5 separate regions of the Homo sapiens genome follow, and regions 1, 2, 4 and 5 are each linked to region 3. A link is a contact called in ENCODE Hi-C or POLR2A ChIA-PET data. All regions are on one chromosome and are shown on one strand. The core of a region is the stretch at or near the end of the contact, and the rest is flanking DNA. Distances in the headings are between cores, read along the strand shown. Region 1 holds the start of TRIM26 (tripartite motif containing 26). Region 2 holds the start of NFKBIL1 (NFKB inhibitor like 1). Region 3 holds the start of GTF2H4 (general transcription factor IIH subunit 4). Region 4 holds the start of HCG17 (HLA complex group 17). Region 5 holds the start of PPP1R11 (protein phosphatase 1 regulatory inhibitor subunit 11).

Region 1 (2,700 bases), core at 95-2,594, 690 kb before region 3:
TCAATATTAAGTCATAAATCATGTTAGTACATGCCCTTGATACGATGGGATGATAATGGCAATCTACCTCTGTGGTCTTCCTCCCAGTTACCCATAAGCCCAGTCTTAGGAGAAAAACATCAAATTCCAATAGAGGGGCATCCTACAACATACACGACCAGTATTCTTCAATGCTGTCAAGGTCATCAAAACAAGTCTGAGAAACTCCCACAGCCAAGAGGAGCATAAGGAGACATGACAACTAAATGTAATGTGGTAACCTCCATGGGATCATGAAACAGAAAAAGTACTGAGGTAAAAACTAAGGAAATCTGAACACACTATGGACTTTGGTCAATAATAATGTATTGATATTGGTTAACTGCAACAAATGTACCACACTGAGGTAAGATGTTAATAACAGGGGATCCGGTTTGGAGCATGTGGGAAGTTTGTACTATCTTCTCAATTCTTCTGTAAATCTAAAAGTGTTGTAAGAAATAAAGTCTACTTAAACAATAAAATTGCAATTTTTGAAACATAAAAAGCCTATTTTTTTTAAAGGTGATTTTTTTGAACTTGGGGAAAAACATGTTAGGGATTATGATTTCAGCTAAGAGTTAAAAACAGGAGGTTAAGGCATGCATAAACGAATGTCATTCTCCCCTCTTTTGAAGTACACACAAATCGTGGGTCAAAATTTGAAATCTACTGGAGATTTGGAAGTGTGTCCCTCCCATTTACTCCACAGAGTTAAATTTACACTTTTTTTCTAAGGCCAAATAGGGAGAAAATCAGTAAGAAAAATGCTAATGAGCTGGAAGGAGTGAAAGCACAGCTCCAAGTATTTGTGGCTAAACCGGTTTACTCCGAACAAAAAAAAAAAAAAAAAAAAGAAAGAGAAAGAAAGCATGACACTTTGGTCAGGGAGCTGGATTAGTCGCCTATCTACCAGGCTCCAAGCAACCGGACGGTCATCCAGGCCCCGCTTACTTCTGGTTCCGCAGACTAGAATGGATGGGAGTCTGAGTAGGATACCAGAAAGCGAGAAAGACCCAAGAGGAGGGGGAGAATGTAAGGACAAGCAAACAGGAGGGATCTGGCTGGCAGGGAGGACGCAGCGAACTTGACCCCCTCCTGAGCCCGCCCGGGGGCCTGGCCCCGTTTTGAACCCGGGCCCGGCGGCTGCGTTGGGTCGCCCCAAACCCGGTGAGCGTACGAGACTGTTGCTTCGCTGTATGTCTCATGTGCACCCCCTACTCACCGGTCCCGAGCTCCGGGCCGCGAATCCCGGCCGGCACCCCTCCTCTCTCACGGCGGTCTGTTCCGGGTCCCGCTCCTGCACGAGCAACCAGCGCGACAGCTCGTCCCCGCCCCGTAATCTCCCGGCTATTCGGGGCCCTTCGCCGAGATTTCTCCCGGACCAGCCCCGGGATTGGCTCCTGCCGAACTTCGCCATCCAATGGGAACCTTAGTCTCTTTTACGTCACTGATCACCGGGCAAATCCCCAGACAGCCGCGGGCGGTGGGGCACCAGGGGCAGCGAAATGGAAACTGAAATCAGGCGGGACCGAGGCTGCGCCAAGAGCCGCAGCCTGAGTTTGGCGCGTAATTGGGGTGGCCTGTTACACGGTCTAAGGGAGTAAATGCTAAGGCTTAGGAGTCACCTACGTAGGACTCTTGAGAGGGCAATAATCCCCTTTCCACCTCTCGAGACCCCTCACTGCCCAACTCTGGCCTTATGCTGGATCAGGGTCCGAGGGCGCTTTGAGGCGAAGGTGGCGCTCGCCAGGTGCTCAACATCAAATACGAAGTCCCCGCCCCTAACGTGGCCTAAATTTGCTTCCAGGACAAAGCAGGATTTTAGCAAGCAAATACTCTCAGAGACCTATTTACGAAAATTATTACTTCCTAGGTAAAATAACGTTCAACCAGACAGCCATTGTCGCCATTCGACGGAAGGAAAAACTGAGGTTCCAGGAGCTTAAGGGTCTGGGCCCAGTTCAGGGGGGTTGTTTTCGCTCCTCGACGCTGAATTTAGAAACCAGAGGCTACAAAGCGGGCCGAGACTTGGGTTCCCCAGGTCCTTGGTGGGGAGGTTTCCAGGAGGCTCGGGCGCGCCCCCGTCCACGGCCCCGGAAGCTGACGTCGCCGAAGCGTACGCCGCTGCCCAGCCTGCGCTCTCTTCCTGCTCTGCCTGCAGCCGCCGCGTCCGGTCCAGCCGCAGGGCCATGCCCTGTGCTGCGGTTGCCGTGTCCCAGGCGCCGCCGCGTCAAGATCCCCGTCTTTCCCGGCCAGCCAGGCGGCAGCGGCATTCAGCTCGTGCACTGGGCTGGCAGCAGGCTGAGAAGAGGCGGCGCAGGTTCTCCGGGTCAGCCAGTGCCCTGCTCCTAAGGGTAGAGATCTAGCTGGGGACACTGGTCGTCCGCCTAGGCAGTGGTGAGAGGGTGGGCTACAGTTGTTTGGGTATTCATGAATGGAGGAGCTCAGGGTCCTAGACCCTAAAACCTGCTGAATCTTCACCCCTCCTCCGCTGGGGGTAGGGAAATTTGCACTGCATTTAAGCAATGTATAGTGGAGTGGGTGGGACATTCAGAAGAAACCACGCCCACATTTAACACCCGCGTCCTTCCCTTCTACCCCAGCCCAGCATTTTGTCTTTTTCCCCTTTGTCCAGCAGTATAACTCACGCTGCCCCTCCGGGCTGAGAGGAGTGTAGAC
Region 2 (2,700 bases), core at 15-2,514, 640 kb after region 3:
TTTCTTCCCTCCTAACCAGCCTCCAGACCCTAGCTGTCTGTCTTCCCGCCAGCCTTGGGTTTTCCCAAAATGTTTGCTGTCCCCCACCCCCAATTTTCTTTCCAAACTCCTAAGGGAGGAAAGAGGAGACTCACTCTTTCTGGCATCTGCCACCTTCTCAGCTGCCCGCTTCTCAGCTTGCAGAAGCTGCTGGATACCTTGGGACTGACTGGCCATTTCTGTTGTTATGGCCGATGCTGTTTTGAATGCTGTCAAAGTACCAGATGGCTCCCACCCCCCACCGCTTACTTCTCCTCCTCCAGCTCGTTGCTGCAGTCCTCCACTACCCCTGGGTCTTAGTGCTCCCCTGCTCACTCAGCCTCCTGCACCGAGTGTCTCTCCCAATCTCATCCTCCTATTGATGACTGGTCCTCCTCTCCAGCACTTCTTGCTCAGGCAGTACCCAAAGGGGCCGCCTGGGAGCAGCAGAGACCAGGCCCAAAGCTGCGGGCTTACAACAGGTTAGCCATCCCAGTCGGAAAGGTCTAGGGATGAGGCAGGGGCGGAGACGGGGGAGTACTGAGGTGAGAGAAGGAGAACTTGATTGGTGGTAACAGAGGAAGCATAAAGGGTTGTGAATGCGGTGAAAAGGTAAGGATGTCATCATGCAACCTGTGTTGGGAAAAGAGCATTCTGGGCTTAATTCTAAACTAACTCTCTACCTTTCTCTCTCTCTCCACCATCCCGCCCCCTCCCCTGCCTCCCGTTGTTAACATCTCCATCTTTTTCTACATATTTCTCAAGTCCAAATTTTTGCATCTCACTTGCCCCATCCTACGATAGTCTTCTTCCGTCTTTTGTCTGTATTTTTTCTTTTTTTTTGATCTGTCCCTGTTGTTGTCCCACTGTGGTTTTTGTTTTTGTTTTCCATGTTTAATGTGATTTTTATCCTGTCTTTATCTCCTCTATTTTCTCTGTCTTCTCATCTTTTCGTCCATCACTGAACCATCTCCTCTCTCTGCCAAGTTAGAGGAGGCGGGAAAAAACCTCCAAATAACTCTCTTTTCTCCCTCCCCTCCCCTCGCCTCCTTTTCCTCGCCTCCAGTCCAGTCTTCTGGTTTCAGACGGCCCCTTTAATTTAAGTTCCCTAGTTTCCCCTGGGAGATCTGGCCAAGAACTACCCGGTCGGGGCGGAACGACATCCGGTAACGCCCCTCACAGTTCACTTCCGTCCTCCACCTGCGTCTCTGCTTGCGCCATTTCCTCCAGCCTGGAGTGTCTCCGCCCTTCCCGCCTCCCGTCTCCGAGCTTCTTAAACACAGGCCTTGGGCCTACGGCTCTGGGGGTACTTGGGGGGGCGGGGGCAGGTCTGATGAGTAACCCCTCCCCCCAGGTTCCAGAGGAAGAAGCCTCCACATCTGTCTGCCGGGTACATGATATTCAATTTCTAGATCATTATTGGAGATTATCTGTGACTTTTTAAAACTCAGATTTCTGCTGATAAAAATTTTCCCCATCCGGCCCTGTTGGGTTTTTTTAAAGTTCTTTGTTAAAAATTAAAAATTTACCTGGGCTCCTGAGCCTTAAACCAATTATTTACCCTTTTCTCGAATTTTACATTAAAAAAATTAAACCTCTGATCCTATCACCCCCCTCAAAAAAAATTTTTTTTCAAATCTATCATCTGATAAAGGATCAGGGTTAGGTTAGGCCTCATCTCTTGCTGAAGATATTAAAAAAAGACGGAACCAAAGGGAGAAACAACAGGGGATGTCAGAGATGGAGGGAGAAGGACCAGCCAAGGCTGAAGTCCTGACTGCTGCCTTTTTTCCTTCCCCAGCCCAAGAGTTCCATGGCCTCCACTTCCCGCCGCCAACGCCGAGAACGTCGCTTTCGTCGTTACTTGTCTGCAGGACGGCTGGTCCGGGCCCAGGCCCTCCTCCAGCGACACCCAGGCCTCGATGTAGATGCTGGGCAGCCCCCACCACTGCACCGGGCCTGTGCCCGCCACGATGCCCCTGCCCTGTGCCTGCTGCTTCGGCTCGGGGCTGACCCTGCCCACCAGGACCGCCATGGGGACACGGCACTGCATGCTGCTGCCCGCCAGGGCCCAGATGGTGAGTCTGCTCAGTGGGGAACAAGGTCATAAGCAGCTGACCAGACCTGAAATGAAAGCCAACCAATAGTTGAGAAATAAGCTGGTTATTTGGTCATCAGGACCTAGGGAAGGAGTTAACCAAGTTGGCATGTGGCTGTCATTTGTCCCTTTACATTACTGAGCTACCATTGTCTGAAGAACCCAACATTCCCCAAAGATCAACTGGTCTTCAAATTTCACATCTGTTTAGATTAGTAGCTACTTTGTTTCTTGACAGATTGTTTGCTCGTAGCCAAAAAGTAGCATAGAAGGTAGGCTCTGGAGTTAGATTGCCTGGATTCAAACCCCAGCTCCAAATCCCAGCTCCACACTTCATAGCTACGTATTCTTGGACAGGTTACTTGAGGCTTAGTTTGCCCATGTGTAAAAATTAAAATAATAACAACCTTTGCTATGTGCCAGACATTTCTTATAAAGTAACACATTTAATCCTCACAACAATCTTAGGAGGTGAGTACTGATATTATCCCCCATTTCCCAGCTGAGGAAACAGGGCATAGAGAAGTCATTTGCCAGAGTTACAGTTATTCACTGGTAGAGCAGAGATTATAACCCAGATGGAC
Region 3 (2,700 bases), core at 201-2,700:
CTCATGCCTGTAATCCCAACACTTTGGGAAGCTGAGGCAGGTGGGTCACCTGAGGTCAGGAGTTTGAGACTAGCCTGGCCAACATGTTGAAACCCTATCTCTACTAAAAATACCAGAATTAGCCGGGCGTGGTGGCACACACCTGTAGTCCCAGCTACTTGGGAGGCTGAGGTAAGAGAATCGCTTGAACCCGGGAGGCTGAGGTTGCCGTGAGCTGAGATCATGCAACTGCACTCCAGCCTGGGTGACAGAGTGAGAGACTCCGTTTCAAAAAAAAAAAAAAAAGAGAGAGAGAAATGGGGGTCTCCCTCTGTCACCCAGGCTGGTGCGATCATAGCTCACTGTAGCCTCAAACTCCTAGTCTCAAGCGATCCTCCTGCCTCAGCCTCCCAAGTAGCTGGGGGTCACAGCTCTGAGCCACCTCGCCAGGCTGCAGGCAAATTTCTTAATCTTGCCGGGCTCCAGTCTTCCAGTCTATAAGGTGGGAATAACAAAATTTGCATATAGGAATTTGGGGAAACGTGTAGTTCTGGGTTTGGGTGAAGACCTCCACTTTTGTAGTAGGTTCATAAATCAAATCAGAGCAAATAGTTGGTGTCTTAAAAACTGTATTTATCTGGGTCTTCTAAGTAAACGGTTTGAGGAGTGGTGGAGGCAGAAATTAAGATTTACTGAGTACTTAGGGTCAAGTAAGGTGCACTGGATCGTGTTAATCGTTAACTCGTGGAAACCGCCCAGAGTGTGTACGCTTTCTTTCTTTTCTTTCCTTTTCTTTTTTTTTGAGACGGAGTTTCACTCTTGTCGCCCAGGCTGGCGTGTAATGGCATGGTCCTGGCTCACTGCAACTCCGCCTCCAGGGTTCAAGCGATTCACCTGCCTCAGCCTCCAGAGTAGCTGGGATTACAGGTGCCCACCACCACGCCCGGCTAATTTTTGTATTTTTAGTAAAGACGGGGGTTTCACCATGTTGGCCAGGATGGTCTCGAACTCCTGACCTCGGGTGATTCGCCGCCTCGGCCTCCCAAAGTGCTAGGATTACAGGCGTGAGTCACCGCGCCCGGCCTGGAGTGTGTATTATCCCAATTTTATGGGGAGTAATTGTGCTCACTCGGCTCACCACCAAGTCGCCAGAGCGCGCCTCCGCAAGGAAGCCCTCCAGGCACTTCTACTTTCCCGGACCCGCCTCCCGCTCCAGCCGGTTACACGCGCCGTTAGCAGCGTGGGCGGAGTTGGTTCTGCCTTCGCGGAACCAACTGGTCCAGCTTCTGGTGTCTCCCCTCGCTCAATTAAAAGCCAGCTCCTCTCCTTTCGGCTTCCCCACGGTGCCTTTCGGGATTTGTAGTCAGACGCGCTTCAGCCGGCTCTAAGGAGAGCAAAGGCAAGACTCCAATTCCCAGCATCCCCCGCGCCCGGAGAGTGCAGCGTCTATTCTCATCCTCTTCACTTTTCCACTCCTCCCCTTACCTCCCTTCTCTTCTGAATTCTCCATTCTGGGCTCTTGCCTGTGAAATCTTTCTTTGCTTTCCCCATCTTTTCCTCGCATTTTTTCACCATCTTTCCCTCAATCTCCAGGAGCCAATGCGAGACTTTGGCTCCGATTAAGCGACGGCCCGAGACTCGGGGTGCGCGAGGAGGATCGACAGAGTGGTGAGGGGACCTAGGAGGGCGGGAGTGGCAGAGGTATGAGAGAGAGAGAGGTGAGTGGGAGGCGAAGAGTGAGAGGAAGGCAGGGAGAAGCTAGGAGATCGGAAGGCGTGGGTCAGGGTGAATGACGTGAAGTAGACTTGGGAAGGGAAAAGAGGTGGCTTTAGATTTGGGAAGCATGGAGGGGAGAGGTTACCGCCGTACTTAGCAGAAGTGGGCTAAGAGATAGAAGATAGGAAGGACGGGCAGATTTGGAGCTTGTAGACTGGTCTGACCAGGATGGGATGGAAGAGAGAGGTGTGGGCTCAATTTTCTTTGTCCCTGTTTAGCCAAAGATGAGACAAGTCATTGAAATACAAAATGATCTTGCAAACACTGGACAGTTAACAATTCTGTCACTTGGTAATTGAGGGAAGACTGGAGTTGAAGGGCAGAAATAGGGTGAGGAGGCAAGAAAGGGAGGGAGATTGGTCAGGTTTGGGAGAAACCAGAGGAGATGAGTGACATGGGAAAGGAGACCACAGAAAAGGTGGGGTTATTGTGGGGACTGATGGATCTGGAATCAGTTAGAAAGGTCAGGGGTGACACTGGCATGGATGGTGAGGTTGCACTTCTGACGTTTGCATTCCTCAGGTGATGGAGAGCACCCCTTCAAGGGGACTGAACCGAGTACACCTACAATGCAGGAATCTGCAGGAATTCTTAGGGGGCCTGAGCCCTGGGGTATTGGACCGATTGTATGGGCACCCTGCCACATGTCTGGCTGTCTTCAGGTGAGAAGCCCCTTCATGGCAGGGAAATGTAATGGGGTCTGCGGAGTGGAATAAAATATCATAGGTAAAAGTGTAGCAGCCTGGAGTCGGGGTGGGGACTGGGGGCAAGGGTTGGAAATTGCTCTAAAGTGTGGAGGCCAAAACAGCAGGACTGGTAAAGTTGTGCTGGAGTGAGATGAGATGTTTGAGAGGTAATTGAGGGCAGAGATGCAGATACAATGCAGCTTCTGATACTAACCTTTGACCTCTGTTCCTGTACAGGGAGCTCCCATCCTTGGCTAAG
Region 4 (2,700 bases), core at 190-2,689, 580 kb before region 3:
ACAGAGTCTCGCTCTGTCGCCCAGGCTGGAGTGCAGTGGCGAGATCTCGGCTCACTGCAACCTCTGCCTCCTGCTTTCAAGCCATTCTCCTGCCTCCGCCTTCCAGGTAGCTGGGATTACAGGTGCGCGCCACACGCGCCACACGCCCGGCTAATTTTTGTCTCTACTAAAAAGTAGAGACAGGGTTTCGCTATGTTGGCCAGGCTGGTCTCAAACTCCTGACCTCAGGTGATCCACCCGCCTCGGCCTCCCAAAGTGATAGGATTACAGGCGTGAGCCACCGCGCCCAGCCTTCATTTAGTACTGTCTAATGATGTTTTCATACTGCAAGGAGAAAGCTGAGTATGGACCACAAGGCCAAAAAGATGTCCTCTCTGGCTCTCTACAGCAAAGATTTGCCAAGCCCTGTTATATGTCATACTACTTGCGCTTCATAATTTTATAGTTTTACCTAGACAGTCTCCCTTTTTTCCTTCCATATTCAGCATAAAATCCCCTTAATATCAGTCTCTAGGCAAGCACATTCTTCACAGTCCTTAGAACTGGACCTCCTCTTGTTAATTTCCTTAGTCTAATCACATTCCTCCTGGTTATCTACAAACAGAAAGCCAGAAAGGAGGGCTATCAACATCTTAAGCGCCACAAATTAACAAATCAAAACCAAATCTCTCTCTCCCTCCGAAGCCACGGCTAAGGAGGCTCACTGCCCAGTTAGTGGCTTTCAAACTACCCTTACAAGTGAGACATCTTGTGAATTAGAACAAGTGCTGCTGCTAAAATCCCTAACGGCTACATAGCAATGTGAAAAAAGGTATCAAATGTAATTTTCTCAAATTTAATCTTCTTCAATTCTTGGCACAAAAAAAGGAACAGTAAAGGTAGACAACTGTAATTAGCATGTGTGATCCCAAATCTTTATACCTTAGATACTGGATTATATTTTCAGCAAGTAAATAGTTTCTGGCTCCCAAGATGAGAGGTTAAATAATGCAGGGTGTTTGTAAACAGCAGCACAATTTACACCGGAAATTAGGGCCCTTTCTCACCGAGGAGAGTACAGCAAAATCTGCTCATCTCTTTCAATGAATATTCTCCATGACTAGTGCTGGCGGCGGGGAGGCGGAGCAAGCTATCTTTTCTACCAGCCGTGTCACACCCCTCCTAGCACTAACCCCTCCTCCTCAGCCTTTTCACACCTCTACCCACTACTAGCCCCTCCCCAGCCCCATCACCTCTTCCCGGGCCCCTCACACCTCTCCCAGCATACTCTTCCCCAGCCTCATCACCTCACCCACTTCCTCCAAAATCACTGACCTGCTAAGCTTCCAGCAGCAGGCGGGCAAAGCAGGGAGGCTGTAATGCAAAAGTCCGCAGTCCCTACACAAACACTATCTGCTCCTGCGGAGAAACTCAAGTCACAGCCCCAGAAGTGGAAAGAACAGGCCTTGGCTCTCACCCAGTTAACAAGCGTTTATCCAGCGCACGTGTTGCGGTCGGACCCCATGCGAAGGAGCTAAGGACACAAAGGTGAGCAGCAGAGACGCGGTTCCAGCTCTCCCCCGGCTCCCACTCCAGCGGGATAGGTAGATAATTTCGGTAAATTTCGCCAAGCAGGGGCAGGACAAAGAGTATTTGAAGTCTACCGCGGGGAGAACTTACCTAATCCTTGAATGTTAAAAGGCTAAAAACTCCACTAGTCGGAAGTGACGTGCCAGCTTAGCCCCGCAGGTCCGCCACGTAATTGGCCGCCGCCACAGCTAGCCACCCTCTCCCCAGACTGGCCCGAAGAGAGGAAAAGTGTGGAAGTCCACAAGCCGCCCCCGCCCCGCCCTCTTCGTCGACTTTCAGCTGCACCGGGAGGCGGCGGCGCCTGGCCAGAGCCGGGGCCTGGAGCCTGGACTAGACAGCCTCGCCGGCCGGGGCGCCAGTCCAGCGCCCTGCGGGCAATGGGCTTCAGCGCTCGAGCACGCGCATGCGCGGGCCTGTATCTCCAGAGGATTCCTCGGGTCACCTGGACGCCAGCATCTCAGCCACCTGCCCCTCTGGGTCCCTTCTTGCCCTTGATTCCCCCTGCTGCTTCTCATCGCCAGCCCTCCTCCTCCTTCTTCCGCAGGCACCGCTAGACCCGGCCGCGGCCGCCCGCCGACACCCCAGCTTCCACTGACACGAGCCTCGGCGCGGCTTCCGCTTCCGGCGAGTATTGTGTGTCGCGCCGCGGGGCGGGGGCGAGGGGAGGAGGAAGGAGGGAGGCAGCGCTCCGGCGGCTCCGCGCCCCGCACTCCCGGACCCGAAGCCGGGAAGGTAGGTGCTGTCCCGCCGCCGCGCCCGAGCCTGGGGCCTGCGCTCGCCGGCCGGCTCCGCAAGCCGCGTCCCAGCGCCCCGCGACTGCGTCACCGGCCCCCCGCACGTAACCACAGCTGCCTCCGCCCGCCTCGGGCCCGGGCGGACGTTTTGCCGCCCCGGCGACGTCAGCGCGTCCGGCGTTGCTTGGCTACCCCGCCGTTCCCCCGTCCCGCTGCTGCTCACCTCCCCGGGTGAAACTCTGACGCAGTCACCGCGGGTCTCGGCAGCGTCATAGCGGCGGGCATCCCATCTGCACGTCACACCTCTTTCTCACCTGGACACGCATCCCTTCCTACCCTGCCAGCCACGACGTTTCCTCTTTCCCCTCTCCAATGCCCCAGCCCCAGATCTGGCGGA
Region 5 (2,700 bases), core at 26-2,525, 840 kb before region 3:
CCTTGGCTCAAATAGTGATCAAGGGGTTACTGTAATAATTATCATATAATTGTGTGGCCCTTTATATATATTCAGAGCTCTCAAACATAGCTATCTTGTTTGACCCCCACAGCAACCTGGAGAATGGGCAGGGCAGTCTTCCCCACTGTACGTTTGAACTGTTCTGGCAGTTGACTTTCCTGACCCACTCCTGAAATCTGAAACAAACCTGTTCATGTTTCTACCCTACTTTAAGCCTTTCTCTGGCCCATAACAGTGATTGGATTAAGCTTAATTTCTTAGCAAAGCATACAGGTTCTTCCATATAACCACTGCCTACCTGTCAAGCTTCATCTGGCACTCCCTCAGATCCAAGCGGTACAAAACTCCATTTCCTGTAGTGCACACATCTACAACTTTTTAAGCTGCTCTTCTAAAAAAACCTACTTGTCGGCCTTCCTGGTTCTTGTTTTACCACTTTCTTTTGCTCTCTAAGAAACGTGCATATATTTTTATAAAATAGCCTATACTGTAATTTACGACCATTTCTCTGCTTCATCCTACTCATCACCCCAGAGAGAACGAATATGTTGGCAGTATGTAACTACATTCAGATTTACAAATCAGACATGGCATTTGTTAATGCCCCAGTGTTTCATATTTTTGTTAGTTTTCAGCATGCCTGTCTTTCCTACTAGAGCTAAAAGGCAGGGTCTGAGCGTCTTACGCGCCTCCATCTTCAAGGCGTAGCACAGTGACTGAAAAAAACTGACGTTGAACGTGCACTAAACTGAACTGCTCAAACACCTACAGGCACAGGGCGAGGGGTAGAACCACATCGCTTGACTCTTAAGTGTGTTTCCAACTGCTCCCACTTCCCGTTTTCTTTAGAGAAACCCAGACCAAACAAGGAAAGGGAAATAGGCCACGGTAGGGTCATTACTATTGCTCCTTAAGCTTCCTCGCCGGTCCACCTACCCAGACAAGGCAAACGGAAATCTGCAGCAGGACTCAGCTTGGTGCACACAACTCCGCCCTCGCCACACCCACTCTGCAGCGTCTGGCCCGGCAATACCCATCTGGGCGCCCCTCCTGCTTCCTCTAGGCTGTGAGTACGCGTGCTGCCCCAGACTCTCCCTCCTCCACCCACACCCGCAGTGACACCCCTTCCGCCAAATTTGTTTCTCTTTCTTTCAGCGCCTGCGCGCTGTCACGTTACGGCGGAACTAATCCAGCGACGCCTGCGCTTTGACGCATTTGGTGCCGTGGAAGGGAAAAAGGGGGACTGCAGTATGCGTCACACCCGGAAGCGGCGAGCCGGAAGTGGGGTTAGCCAGGTTATCCCCAGGGGTGGAGAAGCGGAGGCCCAGGAGGAGGGGGAATAAAGAAGGTGGAGGATCCTGGCTACCACTCTGAATCCGATACCGCTTCTCTTAGACCTCAGCGACAGAAAAAGGGAAGGGTGTCTCATCCCCCTTCCTCCTCTCCTCCCTGTCCTGAGCCTTAGCCATGGCCGAGGCAGGGGCTGGGCTGAGCGAGACCGTCACTGAGACAACGGTTACCGTGACAACCGAGCCCGTGAGAAAGGCGGGGGGGCGGTGCTGTTTAGGGGTCTGGGAGATACTGGGAGGGAGGGGACAGGGATTAGAAGAGTTGTTGGAGGAGCTAGGCCTAGGGATATGGGAGGTGTGGGGTTGAATATCTAGGGCTGGGAGAATCGGAAGGTATTGGAGCTATTTGGAGTGGCAGAGATGGTGCAGGAGGCAGGTCAAGGAACTTGTAATAGGGAGGTACAGTTAGGATATAGGTGTTGCTGCTTGGGGTGGTTATGTGTGTAAGTAATAAACGAAAGGGAAATTGAGGATTAAGGAGCCAGGAAGATGTTGGGAGGAAATCAAAGGTAGTGTAAGAAAGCATGGTTGGAGGCCAACTTATCAATATTATCAATATTGATATTCGAATAAATATTTATTGAATGGATGAATGTAAAAGGAAGTGGCAGGAATGAGGAAACAAGAAAAGGAGATGAAAAGAGGTATTTTGAGAAATCAGAGAGCAAAGATGTAAATGGAGAAACAAGAAGTATTTATCCAAAAACATGTTAAGTTGCCTTCAAAGGGAGAAGGTTGCATTGGGCTTAATACTCTTGGATTAAAGGAAGTTTAGTAATTAATAGATTAGTAATACTTGCTACTAGAGATGCCAGGATGCCAGAGAATAGGTGGATAAGAGGTAGGGAGGGCTGGAGCTTGAGAATGAGAGAGGTTTTGTTTGTTTTTTTAAGAGAAAAAGAATAGGGGATCTGGAAAAAGGAAGGGAGATCAAAGATTAGGTGCTGGGGACTGAAAAATAATTTTCATGTATTAATACTACCAAGGATGATTTGGGGAGGAAGACGGAGAAACAGCAAGGATTATATTTTCCTTTGAAGAGTTGCTGGGACCTTTCCTAGGTTAGGAATTGTGTCTTCTCTTATACTGGTGGTATAAGAACAGGAAATAATACTTATTCCTCAAGGGACTATCTGAGGTAAAAGACCTGTTCTGTTTTATCTTCTGTCAGCTCCTCTGGTGCTATGCCTATGGTACTGATTGAGCTAAAGAAGAAAAGAGAGGAGGTTCCCTGGGAGGGAGTGGGAAAGGTTAGTAAGAGGGGACTAGATAGGTATGCTCATCCTTAACCTTCTAGGAGAACCGGAGCCTTACCATCAAACTTCGGAAA

Evidence for each region. A loop is a pair of places that touch in the nucleus more often than their neighbours do. ChIA-PET counts read pairs that join two places held with the same protein, here RNA polymerase II (POLR2A). Pooled maps may share reads with other maps.
Region 1: a loop to region 3 is called in a pooled map, with 6 times the contacts of the local background. The contact joins the promoter of TRIM26 here to the promoter of GTF2H4 in region 3. A Hi-C loop is called at or near these places in 2 of 37 single-sample maps with no recorded cell type and 7 of 50 pooled maps. POLR2A ChIA-PET finds 5 or more read pairs at or near these places in 2 of 52 experiments (Caco-2 and activated CD4-positive, alpha-beta T cell).
Region 2: a loop to region 3 is called in a pooled map, with 7 times the contacts of the local background. The contact joins the promoter of NFKBIL1 here to the promoter of GTF2H4 in region 3. A Hi-C loop is called at or near these places in 4 of 50 pooled maps. POLR2A ChIA-PET finds 5 or more read pairs at or near these places in 2 of 52 experiments (Caco-2 and Panc1).
Region 4: a loop to region 3 is called in a map of CD4-positive, alpha-beta T cell, with 2.2 times the contacts of the local background. The contact joins the promoter of HCG17 here to the promoter of GTF2H4 in region 3. A Hi-C loop is called at or near these places in 1 of 168 maps with a recorded cell type or tissue (CD4-positive, alpha-beta T cell), 3 of 37 single-sample maps with no recorded cell type and 9 of 50 pooled maps. POLR2A ChIA-PET finds 5 or more read pairs at or near these places in 1 of 52 experiments (CD8-positive, alpha-beta T cell).
Region 5: a loop to region 3 is called in a map of CD8-positive, alpha-beta T cell, with 6 times the contacts of the local background. The contact joins the promoter of PPP1R11 here to the promoter of GTF2H4 in region 3. A Hi-C loop is called at or near these places in 1 of 168 maps with a recorded cell type or tissue (CD8-positive, alpha-beta T cell), 1 of 37 single-sample maps with no recorded cell type and 7 of 50 pooled maps. POLR2A ChIA-PET finds 5 or more read pairs at or near these places in 1 of 52 experiments (activated naive CD4-positive, alpha-beta T cell).

What each region holds. Positions count from the first base shown.
Region 1 is chr6:30,212,062-30,214,761 of GRCh38, forward strand. TRIM26 (tripartite motif containing 26) reads right to left here and starts at 1,345. Exons shown (of 10, transcript NM_003449.5): 1 at 1,244-1,345. RefSeq lists an enhancer at 1,676-2,564 and a silencer at 2,023-2,205.
Region 2 is chr6:31,546,344-31,549,043 of GRCh38, forward strand. NFKBIL1 (NFKB inhibitor like 1) reads left to right here and starts at 1,265. Exons shown (of 4, transcript NM_005007.4): 1 at 1,265-1,408; 2 at 1,820-2,096. The coding sequence starts at 1,352. It overlaps ATP6V1G2 (ATPase H+ transporting V1 subunit G2), which reads right to left and starts at 265. Exons shown (of 3, transcript NM_130463.4): 1 at 135-265. The coding sequence starts at 216. ATP6V1G2-DDX39B (ATP6V1G2-DDX39B readthrough (NMD candidate)) reads right to left here and starts at 505. Exons shown (of 13, transcript NR_037853.1): 1 at 135-505. RefSeq lists an enhancer at 1-298.
Region 3 is chr6:30,906,757-30,909,456 of GRCh38, forward strand. GTF2H4 (general transcription factor IIH subunit 4) reads left to right here and starts at 1,451. Exons shown (of 14, transcript NM_001517.5): 1 at 1,451-1,647; 2 at 2,278-2,417; 3 at 2,679-2,700. The coding sequence starts at 2,281.
Region 4 is chr6:30,324,695-30,327,394 of GRCh38, forward strand. HCG17 (HLA complex group 17) reads right to left here and starts at 1,440. Exons shown (of 5, transcript NR_052012.1): 1 at 1,315-1,440. TRIM39 (tripartite motif containing 39) reads left to right here and starts at 2,233. Exons shown (of 8, transcript NM_001369521.2): 1 at 2,233-2,301. HCG18 (HLA complex group 18) reads right to left here and starts at 2,462. Exons shown (of 3, transcript NR_102327.1): 1 at 1,457-2,462. RefSeq lists an enhancer at 269-912.
Region 5 is chr6:30,065,923-30,068,622 of GRCh38, forward strand. PPP1R11 (protein phosphatase 1 regulatory inhibitor subunit 11) reads left to right here and starts at 1,276. Exons shown (of 3, transcript NM_021959.3): 1 at 1,276-1,557; 2 at 2,668-2,700. The coding sequence starts at 1,489.